Regions from separate parts of the Homo sapiens genome. Here regions 1 and 2 are each linked to region 3. The links are chromatin loops, found by intact Hi-C in ENCODE. Cell type or tissue: B cell. All regions are shown on one strand.

Region 1 (5,000 bases), 100 kb after region 3:
CTCTAGACTTACTAGAGGAGCAAGAGCAGGACTTGGCTGCACCTGCAGCTGAGGGTTAGCAGGAATTAGGAGATAACAGTAGAATAGGGCTAGACTGAAAAGGCCTTTGATGCCAGGTTAGGAAATTTACATTTTATCCACAAAATCCAAATCCTCCTTTAATAATGAGATGTCTTTACAAGTTTTTGGGCAAGAGTGGTATGGCTGACCTGGTGTCCTGGGAAGGAACTGTGTGGGGATGGTGTGCAGGACTTACCTAGGGTGGGAAAGGCACAAGCAGCATGGGGCTGTGGCAGCTACCAGAGGTAAAGGGACATTTCAGGGAAAGACTTGGCAGGACAAGACCTTCCTTGGATGGATGGATGAATAACAGAAACAGGGAACCAAGAGAAAGGCCGAGTTTCATAGGGAGAGAAGATGGGTCATGTATGAGGCATGTTGAGCTTGTACTGATGGTGAGACGTCCAGTCGACAGTACTACCCACTGGCCAGTGAGAAATGTGGGACCAGGGTTCAGGAGGAAACTGGGGCCGGAAATGAGCATTTGGAAGGCGCCAGGGTGGAAGCGGGTGGTTCACTCCACGAGTGCTATTTCACTTACGCGTATGATCAGACGGCCGTGCTTTCTAAGATCATATTCAGCTGTGTCTCCCACAAAATTTCATCTTGTGCTGTAGGTACAAGACCACGTCATCGTTGAATGATTTGAAGCTACAGCATCATTGTCCCATCGCTGATCCTGACCTCAAACCCTCATTTCCGTTAACACTACTTAAAGGCCATTCAAACTGGAGACACTTAGCTACTTAGCCCCTCCGAAAATTCAGCCAGTGGAAAAACACCTGACTGCCTGCCCTCCTGCTTCTCATCTGCCTCTCCGAAGCTGTCTTGGCTTCAACTCTCATCTCACGCCCCCTATTGGATGAAGCAGAGCTAATTTCTTTTTCTTTTACCTTTCAAGTATAAGATCATCCCCACCCCGGGTACCCACCCCCTGCTGGTCTTGGTGAACCCCAAGAGTGGAGGGAGACAAGGAGAAAGGTACGTTCTCTTCTGTTTCAAAGTGGAGCAACTAGGGCGACACGACTCAGGCCCTTCCTCCCCTTGGCAGGAACACAGCAGGCTGTGGAGACAGGCAGACTCAAATCCCAGCACTGCCACCTGCCACTTTATGACCTGGCCCAAGTGACTTAATGTCCCCGGGCCTCGGTTTCTCCCTCTGTAAAATGGAGATAATTATCATTCCTCCTCTCACAGGTGAGAACAGACACGGTGCTTAGCCCACAGCCTGCCACGTGAGCCATTATTAAGACCACTAGAGTTAGACCACGCTCTGAGATGCCTGTGCCTTTCTAGCCTCTCAGATCTCTTGATTTAAGAGATGATGGGCAGCCCGTTGATTAGGACCTGCTGGGCTACCGTCACCCGTGAGAAGCCAGTGCATCCACCTCATCAGTTTGCTGAAATGCCCAGTTCAGCGGAGGCTAGAAATTGCTGAACAGCACAGGTGGACAGGGAGAATGGTTAAAGCAGCTCTGCCTCCCAATTCCGGGATCATTAACAGATGGCACCGTGATCTGGAATCCAGGTTAAAAAATAATAATTAGTAGAGTTAAAGCAAGAACTATGAGGACCCCCACCCCTGTCCAAGGGGCAGGACACCCCTCCTGAACTGACCTGACAATTCCAAGCTGGAGCCAGGAAAGCAGGCCTGGGTGCAGTCACGGCCTCTCAGCGCCCTCCCTCCCCCACAGCCCAACACCACCTCCTGCGTTTCCTCCTGATCCCAGGACTGCAGGGGGCCTCTCCCTGGGGAGGAGGGGGTCCTGTGATGCTTTTGTACAGTCTGCAGAGGGCAGAATCACACTGCCTAGACCATACAGAACATTTGGGAGAAGGTCTCTGTGGAGGATAAAGCTTTAGAATGAAAGTTCTGTTCTCTGGGTTTCTCTGCCCTGTCCTCTTTGTAAGGGGCGATGCTTCTGGGCTTAGGAGCTGGAGTCTAGGTTGGTAGTTCAGCCTTGAACCGGGAGTGATAACACGGGTGATGCCAGGTGGAACCTGGACGCCAGGGTCAGCAGGCAGTGCCCTCCCCTCCGGGGTTTAAATGAACCCTCATCCCTGCCACCAGTGGGCTCCAGAGGTGTTTGCCCTAATGTGACTTCTCACGATGACATATTCCTTCTCTGTCTCTCTCTCTCCCTCCTTTTCTTTTTTTTTCCATAGAATTCTTCGGAAATTCCACTATCTGCTCAACCCCAAACAAGTTTTCAACCTGGACAATGGGGGGCCTACTCCAGGGTATGGAGATCACAATCTTTACCTCTTATTTCTCCCCCTCCCTTTTAAACTCCAATGAAGATGCCTCTTTTGTCACCTTTTTTTTCTTTCGTCTCTCAACTTGTTCCTTCCTGCCATTTTACTCCCTTTCTCTGCTTTTTCTCACGTCTGACTCTGACTCCTGGAGATACTCAGGATGCCCAGGAAGGCTAACTCTGTTTGAGAAGTGGCCTCCTGTAGCTTGTCCTAGAAAAAGTTATTTTATAAGAGGGGGAAAACTGCACACACCTTTCATTTGATTGACAGGAGGAACAGGCTGGTAAATTATTTTAACTTATTTGCAAGGCTCTGTTAGCTGGTGTCTTCATACTGAATCATCAGAGAAGAGAAAGTTTTCTTATCATTGTCAGTCAGCAGTTTGGAAATCTAGACAGTGACTCAGAGTTCTGCCTTGGTGTTCCGTTGTGGGGTCATTTTAGGATCAAGACAATTACTTGTTCAATGGAATCACTTTTGTTTTCTAAATCATTCGATTTTGAGGTTGTTTTGCTCCTCCTGCCACTTACTCATTGGCTATTCTCTTCTCGTTAGCATGGGGTTGTAAAGAGGCCTGGTGGGAGGCGTGGTCCCTGTGTCTGCGGCTAATGGTGAGCTGCAGGTCTCTGTGATGCGGCCCCTACAGCACCTGGGCTAGAAGGCCAGGAAAGCCTGGGCTTCCTCCCAGTCCGGGCCGGTGCTCGAGAGCCCTCTACTGGCCGGCCCCGGGCCCGGGGCTGTCTGCATACTCTGGGCTGGGCTTGCCCAGCACGCAGCCATTTGCCCAACCTCCAAACCAGGATTTCTGCTCCGGGTTCAGCTAGACCCCTCAGAGAGGTTGGAGTAAGGACTCTGAAAAGAGAATTTGACCCTGTCTTTGGTTGGCTGACACCAAAGCTATTGTTTATGGCAGCGGTAGTACAAGGCCCAGTTAAAAAGAGAAAGAAACATAAGTGCGGATTCAGTACACCTGCCATGATTTACCTGTAAAAGTAATTTCAGAACAGAGCCCACCTCTGTACACCACTGCAGTTGCCATCACAGTCACCGTGATTGCCATCACTGCTGAACAGTACAGCCTTGTGACGGAGCAGCCCCCCACAGACACCTTTACCAGCCCACTGTCAAAACTGGCAGACAGTCCTCCAGCTTCACCTCGTGTATTCTAAATTGTTTTCATCTGAGACGACGAGCCAGGTGGCTACTTCCCGGGCTGATACGCCCTGAGGGTCTCTCATGCGCATGTCACTCTCTAATCAGACAAGCTGCCTAGCTGGAGGGAGCGTCTGTTCAGAATTCACTTCCCGTCGGAGAGTCCCGTCGGAGAGCAGAGTTCTGCAAGAGAAGGAATGTTAATTTGCCTACACATGCATCAGTGATTCTGAAAGCTCCAGGGCTCTTCTCAGACCACCAGGCTGGGCAGATTGGAAATATTGACCTTAGGCTTCCCAAGTTCCACCCCCAAGGTGTCCGCAGGGCACATTCATTCTAAAGCAGAGGTTCTTAACTTTTTTGTGCCAGGAACCCCCTTGGCAGTCTGGTGAAGCATAGAAACCCCCTCTTGGAATATTTCTTAATGCATAAATTTAATAATAAAAGGTGACCAGGGAAACCATATCAAAAAACAGTTATTAAAACAGTAAAACAAATTAGTGATATGAGAATATATGAGCTTCACCAATACGTCAAATAGGAAGACCCAGAAGTGGGTCTAATAACTACCGTAAATTCCAAGCAGTGATGAGCATGGCAGTGGTATGAGGCATCTGTCACAACCATAATGAAACACTAACATGGCTGTGATTTTGACCGCTGACAAAGTCATGGGTATGGTTCCAACCTCTGTGGTCTGTTGCCTACATGCTGAATTGAAGGAAATACTACTAATTTCAGTTTGAGCTTAGGGAAAATAAGAATGTATTATTTTCTCCTCCAAGTTAATGGCCCTCTGAATCCAATCCATAGAACCCTTGGAGGTTGGTGGACCCCAGGTATAAGCACCCTGCTCTCCAGGGTTAAGGCTCCTGAGAAGAGAAGGGCATCACTCCACTCACTGTGGCCCACAGGAGAGTGAAGAGAAGATCCAGCAAATTCGGTGCATCTTGCTTACCAGGGCGGGTGTCAGGACAGAGCAGGCAGGAGAGCCCGAGAGGAGTGAAAACACTGGGGGCTATTTGTATTGACGCCAAAACTCTGGACTCCTCTGCGTAACTAGTACAGAATTTCTAGAAAACCATTTTCCATTTGTGTCGAATGTTGAGTCAGATTATCCTTGCACAAGGATGGCCCCCTTGGCCTTGGCTCCATATTCAAGGCACTGCATAGTAACTTCTGGTTTCAGAACATTGAGTGACCCTTTCAACCACAAAAGGAATCGAGGTCTTAACATACTCCTGGGGAACAGGGCAGACTCTGACTCAACATGTATCAATGTCAGCTGCAACCTAGTAACAAGCCCATTTTGGCCTTTCTTCTTCTTCCCAGGTTGAACTTTTTCCGTGATACTCCAGACTTCCGTGTTTTGGCCTGTGGTGGAGATGGGACAGTTGGCTGGATTTTGGATTGCATTGGTAAGCATGGGCTGAGAGGGCGTTTGCTGCTTATTTATAGTAAGCGTATTTACAATCAGCAGAAGGCAATAAAAAAGAAAGAGACATGGAGCCATGTCTGTTCATCCTTGTATC
Region 2 (5,000 bases), 170 kb before region 3:
ACCATGATTATGTGAGAAACAGGAGATAATTATCATTATTCCCATCTTACTCATGAATAAATTGAATCACAGAAAAGGCTCTGTGACTTTCAGGTGGATTACAGACTTTCTAGACCCCCATATTTAAGACCAGCCTGTTGGTGTGATGGGGGTTCATGCCAAAAGTCTTCTCTGTGATGTGACAATTTCAAGAAAGCCATTTTCCTCACACAAGTTTAAGGCATGCTTTCAGTGGACCCTATGGTTTCAAGTAATGTTAGTGAAATACAAGTGGGAAGTGGAGTGCTAGAGTTGGGGGAAAGTGTGAATGTCTATGAGTATGCACCTGGAAGACAAATAGAAATGTATTTATCCAGAAAATGTGCCACATATACTCCATGGAATACTATGCAGCCATAAAAAAGAATGAGTTCATGTCCTTTGCAGGGACACGGATGCAGCCGGAAGCCATCATTCTCAGCAAACTAACACAGAAACAGAAAACCAAACACCACCTGTTCTCACTCATAAGTGGGAGTTGAACAATGAGAACACATGAACACATGGAGGGGAACATCACACACTGGGGCCTGTCGTGGAGTGGGGGGCAAGCAGAGGGAGAGCATTAGGATAAATACCTAATGCATATGAGGCCTAAAACCTAGATGACAGGTTGATGGGTGCAGCAAACCACCATGGCACATGTATACCTATGTAACAAATCTGCATGTTCTGCATATGTATCCCAGAACTTAAAGTTAGATTAAAAAAATAATAAATGTATTTATCCATGGTTTTGCTGATCTTTTGCCCTCCTGCCCTCCATTTCTCTGGTTTCTGTCTGGGTCCTGCCATAGTGGAAGGATGAATTTGGCAGATCTGCAGAGCACAATGGAGGTTCGGGGCATACTCTTCAGGCACCTTTCCTTTTAAGCAAATCTAATCAGGAAAAATTTCAAATTTGCACAACCAGTAGATTAGGGGAAAATATTCACTTTTAAATGACCATGGGACTGTTTTTAAAATGTACACTCAAAATTTCAACAAAAATTCAGTGTTCATAGAATGTCTGTTATCAAATAGTTGTGTGTTAAATGAGAGAAAAATCCATAGGATGTTAAAAGTTGACCTATGCCTAGATTTATCAAAGCAGATTCTCTCAGGCAGTGACATTCTCACACTGTCCTTAGGCCCTGGGAAGAGGAGCCCTTCTCTGCCTTGGGGAGGTTCCTACATATCTCAAAATCTACAATAAAAAAACACTTTCTGTCTTTCCTGTCTAAATCTTTCTGTCTCTCTCTGTCTGGTTTGGTAACCAGTTGGGCGAAGGGAAATTATGGGAGAGGGCAATGGGCTGGAATACACTCTGTAGACTAGGGGATACGGATCTGAATGCTCAAGTAGGGAGGTGGGTGAAAGGAGAAAATCACAGCCTCTTCTCTGGGAAACTAGAGAAAGAGGGTCTGATTGATTGATCAATTGCTTACTAATTACTTATTTGAGGGGTTTGCTTTATTAAGGTATCATTTGCAAACTATAAAATTCACCCTTTTTAAGTGTTTGGTTTGCTGACTTTTGACAAATGCATACAATTGGCTAACTACCAACACAATCAAAACATAGGACATTTTCATCACCCAATTAAACTCCCTATGTCCCTTTGCAGTTAATCTCTGTCCCTGCCCCCTCACTTCCTGCTGTGGAATCACTGATCTGTTTCCTCTCCCCATAGCTTGCCTTTAATGTCATGTAAATGGAATCATGCAGTATGTAGACTTCTGTGTCTAACTTCTTTCATTTAGAATAATGCTCTTTAGATACATCTATGTTGTTGCATGCACAGTGGTTTGTTCTTTTTTATTAGAGTATTATTCTACTGTATGTAGACATTCTACTGTACGTATGGATGTATCCCATTGTTTTTTCTTTTCTTTTCTTTCTTTTTTTTTTTTTTTTTTTTTTTTTGAGGCGGAGTTTCGCCCTTGTTGCCCAGGCTGGAATGTGATGGCGTGATCTTGGCTCACCGCAACCTCCACCTCCTGGGTTCAAGCAATTCTCCTGCCTCAGCCTCCCGAGTAGCTGAGACTACAGGCATGCATCACCATGCCCGGCTAATTTTGTATTTTTAGTAGAGATGGGGTTTCTCCATGTTGGTCAGGCTGGTTCCATTATGTTTTACCATTCACTAGTTAAAGGACATTGAGTTGTTTCCAGAAAGGCTACTATGGTTTATAGTTGCTTCAAACCACCCAAAGTGGGTGTATAGCCAGGCTAGTTTCCCCAAGATAACTGTGCTCTTTCCCCTCTCTCTGCTCCAGTGATGGAGTTTTGGCAGGTCCTTAGAAATACCTGGAAATCCTGAGTTGAGAAAATGACAAGTGAAACCTATTTGCCTTGGCTTCCTGGGGATCTTGATTGTGTTAGTTTCTATCCTGGGTTCAGAAGGTCATCAGCTGGGAGTCCTGGAATCCACGTCCGGCTTTAGCGCCATCTTGTCCCAGCAGATCTGAGCTACTCCCAGGTTCACAGTTAGCAGGGGTGGCCTAGGGGAGGGCTTGGCTCCTTTTGCCTCTGGGTTGCAAGCTAGGAATGCAGACTGGCACTAGGAATAGCTTAATTTACAGATTCTAAATGTTTAGACGTCGCGTATGTGGGCGTCCGTTTGTATTCTTGCTCCAGGTCTGCAAATGTTAGGGAGGACCTGTTCCTGGCCGTAACTGGGGAGGACATCTCACAGTTTCTTCCTACACTCCTGTAACCAAATTACTCCATCAGGCACCAGTGGCCCTCTGGTGGTTCAGAGGAATAAATTCTTTACTAGAAGTACCTGCTTTGCTCCCAGGGTGTAGCTTCTGTGCTGGGAGAATCTTACCTCATTATTCCATCTGGTCCCCTGACTGACAGCAGCTGTCAGGGCAGGAGAAAACAACCCGTGCTTGGCAGTCCTCCTCTATGTCCCCAGTCAGCTTCCTCACCCACTCTCAGCAGCAGCTGCTTCCTCCTCACTCTCCCCAAGTCCCCCCCATCACATGGCCTGGCCTCCACAGATACCTCCACCTTCTACTTAGTAGAGAAAAGAAAGACGTTTGTTCAGCTTCCTCCCCACTGCAGCACATTTCTTCCTGTCTTGAATATATCAGGGTTCCCTGACATTTTGTTCTTGGTCCTCTTCACGCTTGACTCTCTCATGGATTTAGCTTTCCTCTCTTCCTACATATGACTTCCAAATCTACCTCTCCTGACTCATTCTCTCTTAGCTTCAAGATCCAGCCATCATCCTGTCCTTATCCTCTCTTCTCTCATATCCAGCTGGTTAGAAAATCCTGTCCAATCCACCCTCTGTGGATTTCTCAAAGCCATCCTCCATCCTCTGCCTCTCTGCCTTGTGCCTCTGCACACGTACTTGGTGTGTCCTCCCACAGGTCTCACAGCCTTCTCTGTCACTCCTCAAAAATCAAGAACCTCACTGCCTTCAGAGCATTCTTTCTACAACACAGTCATGAGTGTGTCAAATCCTTAATTTAAACCCTTCTAATCCTCTGGGTTCCAAGTGTTTGCCAAACAAAATCCCAACTTCCTGGACCATGACATATGTACTTCATGACACAGTACACAGAGGCATCCAGCAGGCATGAGGGGTGATATGGTTTGGCTGTGTCCCCACCCAAATCTCATCTTGAATTCCCATGTGTTGTGGGAGGGACCCGGTGGGAGGTTAATTGAATCATGGGGGTGGGTCTTTCCCAGGCTGTTCTCGTGATAGTAAGTCTTGTGAGATCTGATGGTTATTATAAGGGAGAGTTTTCCTGCACAAGCTCTCTTTCTTTGCTTGGTGCCATCCATGTAAGGCATGACTTGCTCCTCCTTGCCTTCTGCCATGATTGTGAGGCTTCCCCAGCCACATGGAACTGTAATTCCAGTTAAACCTCTTTCTTTTGTAAATTGCCCAGTCTAGGGTATGTCATTATCAGCAGCATGAAAACAGACTAATGCAAGGGGCTGCAGCGCCGCTGGAGGAAGGGGCTTGGGAAAGCCTAAGGCCTGCAGAGGGGCCCCTTAATTCCACCTGGCACAAAGGTTCATAGCTCTCCACTCCCCCAGTACCCTGACTCCCACCTCCGATCGAATATACTTGCAGTGAATCACATAATTTTCCAAGGGTGTCATGCTGTTTTCCACTGGGAATAACCCTCCCTACATTTTTTTTTTTTCTGTGAGTCTTCTCCTTATCATTTTTAACAGCTTAGATGTCCCCTCAGGGGCTTCTCTGACAACATACCTCTCTTCAGTGCTCCTGTGACACTCCAGCTTCACCGCTTCTCAGTCCATAGTATCCAGAGTAGTTGTTTCTCATCTCCTTTAGATTGTGAGCTCCTTGAGGTCAAGGACTGTGTCTTTTGCCCACATATCACCGGGGTAAATGTTTGTTGTTAAATGGGCATTTATCATGCACTTACTATGTGTCAGGTTATTTGTGTACTGTTGCCAGTACTGATACATTAGGAATTTAAAGAAACAAGAGTCCTCTTGAAGACCTAAAGTTATCAAGTATCCTTATCAAGGATATAGCAGAGATCCTCAAAGTCATCTTAATAAGACAGATAGGCTCCCCATCCTTCCAGTTTTACTGTATCCTGATTGGAAGCAAAAAATGTCTTATATGCAGAAACAAGTCAAAAAACAGAAGGGGCATGGCCAGCCACAGAATATAAGAAAAGTTGAGTCCTGGGGACCAAGGTTGGATGAGTAGGTGGGTATGTCCAGGTGTTGTTCCTGAAAGAGGAAGCCTTGGCTAGTGCCTTTAGATGTCGCTGTCCCTTGGGCAGGAGCAAGCAGGACACTCACCTACTGCTGATGGACTCAAGCTTCTAGCTGTCAGACACTTGAGTCCTCTAATATCCCTCATCCTGCTCCATGTTTCTCAGGCAAACCTCTGATTCTGACTTGGCTTTCAAGTAATGTGACTGCTATTAGTCATAAGGGTTCATTTCCTATGATAGTTATTCCTCTTTGTAAGTTAC
Region 3 (5,000 bases):
CCCAGCCTTCTTTTCTTGTGCTGGGAAGACCCAGAACTCACCATGAATTGTCCTACGTCTCTGCTTTTGCTTTCTCCCAGCCTAGATTGCCCTTGTCCTGTTGATCTTTAAGTGAGATCTCTATTCCCCTTTAAAATCCGATCGCAAACCCTACCTCCTCCATGATGCCTCCATTAGCACTAATTGTTCTTGGTGCTTCTTCCCGCCCCATCCCTCTTTGCCTTCCACATTGCTTCAGCCTCTACTACCACCCTTTTCCTCCATGTTATTAGCATGTAACTCAGTCCACACAGCCTTCTCTGAACTCCTTCTGCAGCAACTCAGATGCATCATTTGGCTCCATCCTGATCCTAAAGGAATCCATTTGCAAGCAAACCGATGAACAATATTGACTTTACAAATGATTTCTTTCATAGGACCGGGGGCTTTCATAGCCCACCCCACAGCAAACTACTTACCAATCTTTGCAAGCATCTCCCCTGTCCAAATCCCTGGACAACTTGGCAACCCTGTTGCCTGTTCTCAGGCAAGTTGCTTGGCAACCCTGTCCTCAGAGCTCCTCCCCTCTCGTTACCCTTCCCCAATGTGCTCTCAACGAAGCTAAGGCTCCACACTCAGTCTCTGCATGTCTTCTTCATTTGTTCCATTCAATTTATTTCCTTCCTGTCCTAATAGGCAGAGCAACTCAATGTTGTCCTAACACCTATTTGCAAACATGTACCCCAAGTCCATTATGATGCTCAGCCAAACACAGGGTCTCCTTCAGTTTAGCCTTCTTTAGAAGGAGTCAAGAATAGACAGCCAGAATGTTTTTCTTGTGACATGTATGTGCATTTTCCTCCATTGAGCATGCAGTCAAAAAAAGCAAGGATTGTGTCTTCCACATCCATGCAACCTAGCAGAGTGAAAATATATACCAGAAACCTGTGCTCAGGGCTCCTCTCTTCCAGGGATGAGGACAGTTCTAAGCCCTTTCTGTCTCTCAGTTCTTCTTTCCTCCCAAGTAAGGCCCAGGACTGGAGTTACGGGGAAGCACCTGAAGACAGAGTAGGAGTTTAATAAATAGCTGTAAAATGAATGAGTCAGTGACTGAAGAGGAAAAAAAGAAAGGACAAGGAAGAACTTTGAAGGCACCCTCACCAAGATTATTTCAGCCTAGCTGAAGGAAACTTTGAGAAGCCACCCAGGGTGATAGAATGGATAAGACCCAGAGGATAAGAGGAGTCGCAAACACGGGGTTCTGGTATCAGCTCTGTCTTCATCACTGTGTGGAATCTTAAGGAGATCTCTCAGCTCTGTTTCTCATCTGTCTCACCAGCCTGCCTGCAGATAGCCTAGTATGGACACCACCCAACAGGGTCCTCAGGGCTGTTTGACATTCGTGTTTGAGGCTTCTTCCCCAAATGCACAGACACCCAGAGCCCCTCGGCGCCTCCACACTCTGCGGAAAGCTTTTCTTGGCTGCAGTGCTGGCCCGGGGACCTTCACTGCCCACTGGCAGAAAAGAATTCTCGGCTGTGGAAATGAGTAAACTCCACATATTTTAAAGATGACAGTCTAAACTCCTAATGACTCTAAATGTGGTGTGAAATGGACAGCAGTCATCTTGCTGTGTGACATGCCTGAAATAGTGTCACCACCACCATCACCCCCTCACGTGGACATGCACGTCATGGAAAGAGAAGCAACAAGTCATAGTGCCTTGGCTAATGTAGCTCCCCTATTCCCCCCGACCCCTCACCCCAGCGTCTTTTCTGTGCTCTTCTACATTTTAAAAAAAGAAGAGATCTATTTATTCTGCAGGAATACAGTCCAAGGTCACCTAAAAGCAAAGGAGAATGGGAATTAAACACACCCAGAGACCCGACCCATCCAACAGAGTCCAGCTCAGGCAGGCTGTGCCAGTCTCCACCAGGCTACGAGGGGAAAACCTTTTCGAGTTGAACTGCCACCAATCCACTGCCACCGAAGTCAAGGTTGTCAGAAATGACCCTCTGGACAGGGCTAGTGATTTGGATCCTAGAGATACTGAGTTCCTGGGAAACAAAGAGAACTTGTTGATTTTGTATTTTTATTTTTTCTTCGATTTGGTCGGGATATTACGGTAGCCTTGACCAGAGTTGAGAAAAGGAAACGCCCAGTCGGTATTTATTTGTCAAACAGTTGTCCTTTGCCTCCGGGGTCAGGGGCCCTCTGGTACCCACCACTGTTGCATCCTCTCCACACTCCTAAGCCTGTAACTCCTCCTCCCAAACCGAAGCCCTGTCAGTAAAAAGCGTCCTAATGATGCCCGCGCCCTAGTTGCACCAAAGGGGGTCAGGTTCCCATCGAGCGGATCCACATTCGTGTGTGCGCACGCGTGTGCATGTGTGGAAGCGCGTGTCTGTGTGTGCCGTGTGTGTACGCGCGCGCGCCGGTGTGTGTGGCGGGGGCGGGCTCTGCGCCCGGGGGCAGGGCTCCGCAGTGAGAGTGGCAGCTGGACTTGCCAGGCTGCGAGGGGCAGGGCACAGAGCCGCAGTGCCGTAGTAGCGGGCCACGGAGATAGACAGCTTTGGAGCTGCTGAACTCCGAGCACAGGGTGAAGACCCCGGCGCTACCAACCACAGCCTGGCAGCCTGGTCTCCGCGGCACCCACTGGGGCTGCATCCCCCTCCCCCGAGAGGGCTGCGCAGGCGGGAAGACGCCCAGAGGCCAGCTTCGGTCCCCCTTCTGTCTCTCGGTTCCTCTTTCCTCCCAAGTAAGGGAATAAACCGCGAAGAAGGAGCGCCCCGGGCCACCGCGCAACCAAGTGTTGCCTGGTGAGGTAAGACGGCGGCCGGCGCGGCGGAGGGGGTCCCCGGCTCAGGGAGCACCCGGTGCAGCAACTTGGTAAAGGAGGGCAAAGCGGGAGCCGGTCCCGCGGCCAGGGAAGGGGCTGCAGCCAAAGCCACGGCGCCCACCCCGACAGTTCCACCTGCCACAAAGCCCTGCAGGAAGGGATGCCCCGCTCGAGGGGTGCAGGCTTGGGGAACGCACAGGGTGGGGCTCGGCTCTCTCTGCGACTGAGAGGCCCCCTCAAGCCTCAAAGCTGTGCGGGTGGGAGGCGGCCTTGCTCCAGGCAGTTTGCTAAAGCAACTGGTCGGATTTCCTTCTTCTTCTGGACTTAACCTTGGCTCCTTGATATCCAGTTCGCGCTCCAGGCAGTCCGAGAAGCAGGAGATGCTTTTCCTAATGTCTGGCCGCCAAAGCCTCCGACCGTCCCGCGGGGTTCTAGGACTTTGGGGGCACTCCACAAAGCCCCTGCGCAGGGCGACTTAAAGGGAAGCTGAAGCGAACACGGACACCTCAGAGAATAAAGGAGGGAAGGGTCGAATCTGAGGTTGATCTGTGTAGTCTCAGAGTCACAAGATGTGTCCGTGTGTGTGCTTGTGTCCTGAGGAGTGCGTACCCGGAGTCACCTGTGGTGCTTTCGCAGACTCCACCGGTCCACCTCCCCTTGCCTAGTCTGAGATTTTCTTCGTTTGAACTAGTGGAATAGAATTAGGGGAGGGGGCTGTGGAGTTCTAAAAAGCCCTACAGGTGATTTGACGTGCTGCCCCCATCCCCACCATCACTGCAGTGGAAAGCTTGGGACTAGAGCTAGAACCACCTCCCAGATGGGAGGGATGAGCTGCGGAACTCAGGGTGGCGGTCGAGACCCCTCCCCCAGTCGCCCCCCGCGGCGGGAGCGTCTGCTGCAGCGCGAAGCGATCTGTGGCTGCGCCGCAGTGGTGCCCGGGAGCGCTGTGAACCCGTGGGCGCGCTCTCCCGCGCTGCGCCGCTGCCTCCTCGGACTTCATTAGCATACGATGACCTCTCTGTGGGGAGGAGGGCCTGGGAGGGCTGTTTGTCATTCCTTTATTTTGGGGGCTTGGCGACGACACTTTGGATCTGGAGGTGAACACCAGGGGTCATGATGAGAGACAGTGGTCAGGACACAGGACTGGAAACGACCCCTCTGGTCTGGATGGGGGAATCAACTTTGTTATTTTGGTGCTTGGGATTCTCTGTCTGTAAAATACAGCTGGCAGAGCCACTTGCTGGCACACAGGGCACCCTGGTTGTCAATGAAGGAAATTAGATCATAGAGGGCAAATGTCGAGGTTTGGTCATGAACCCAGGCACAGACACACACCCCTTTATATTTTATGTCCCTCTCACTCTCATTCCAGGCATGTGTCTAACATGGGAAGGTACTTAACTGTTTGTCATATTAAAAGACTACATTTGCTGGAGATTCCATTCCGAATATGAATTATACTCCTTAAATAAAACGGCTGCAACTAAGCCAACTTCCCGGTCGTACTCCTGATCTATGTCTTTTTTGCCAATCACCCTTAACGTTTACACCCAGCACTATAGGCATTACTACAGGTATTTTTCTGGGAGGGGCTTTAGGGTGGGAAGCTAGTAGATGAGTCTTTCCTACCTTAGAATTTTATGGAGTGGTTGGTTCAGATCAACCGAGACATGGGGAGAAAACGACAAACATCAGCGTGTCTTGAAATCTAGACTCTCAGAGATGGGAGTAACTACTAAGATCATCTGTTCCAGCTCCCCCAACTGCTCCAACTCCCCACACAACACCATCAACAGATGGTGAGGATCCCTCCAACCCGGACACTCCCAGAGGCCCAGGCTGTGCATGTGTGAGCCTCTGCGAGGAAAGAACCCAGAAGCCAGCAACTCTCCCCTCTCCTACTGATGGGAGTTGGTGGATGCTGGCCCCATCTCCTCCCCTGGAAGAGAAGGGGGAAAAGGGCGGGGAAGTACCTTTTCTTTGTGGTAAAACTTTAAAACTTTTAAAATGTATATCTTATTGTATTACATCATTATAATGTACTCTTTTAGTATAAAAGTAATTCATGTTCATTGCCTAAAAATTGGGAAGTTGAAAAGTATGCAAAGAACAAATCAATCACCCATGATCCTACCACTCCCATCCCACACTGTTAATATACTGGCATATTTCCTTTCCATCT

The links. Peaks named below come from ENCODE experiments on the same cell type or tissue, not always from the same donor. Only the 100,000 strongest peaks of a DNase experiment are listed, where the experiment ranks them.
Region 1: a loop joins it to region 3, with 11 times the contacts of the local background. A loop is called at or near these places in 3 of 110 quality-filtered maps.
Region 2: a loop joins it to region 3, with 5 times the contacts of the local background. A loop is called at or near these places in 4 of 110 quality-filtered maps.

Annotation. Positions count from the first base shown.
Region 1 is chr3:186,257,740-186,262,739 of GRCh38, reverse strand. It overlaps DGKG (diacylglycerol kinase gamma), which reads left to right. Exons shown (of 25, transcript NM_001346.3): 15 at 962-1,041; 16 at 2,227-2,301; 17 at 4,801-4,886. Among named protein-coding and RNA genes, the nearest start is that of DGKG, 100 kb to the left of the region's middle. In B cell, CTCF peaks have their summits at 2,801 and 3,000 (motif pointing left); DNase peaks (open chromatin) are centred at 934 and 3,009.
Region 2 is chr3:186,527,275-186,532,274 of GRCh38, reverse strand. No RefSeq gene overlaps it. Among named protein-coding and RNA genes, the nearest start is that of CRYGS, 15 kb to the left of the region's middle. In B cell, a CTCF peak has its summit at 2,801 (motif pointing left); a DNase peak (open chromatin) is centred at 2,934; H3K27ac peaks cover 272 bases.
Region 3 is chr3:186,359,749-186,364,748 of GRCh38, reverse strand. It overlaps DGKG (diacylglycerol kinase gamma), which reads left to right and starts at 2,515. Exons shown (of 25, transcript NM_001346.3): 1 at 2,515-2,803. RefSeq lists a silencer at 2,356-2,445 and an enhancer at 3,230-3,747. In B cell, no CTCF peak of the experiment used is centred here; DNase peaks (open chromatin) are centred at 2,478, 2,598 and 3,739; H3K4me3 peaks cover 1,922 bases; H3K27me3 peaks cover 3,264 bases.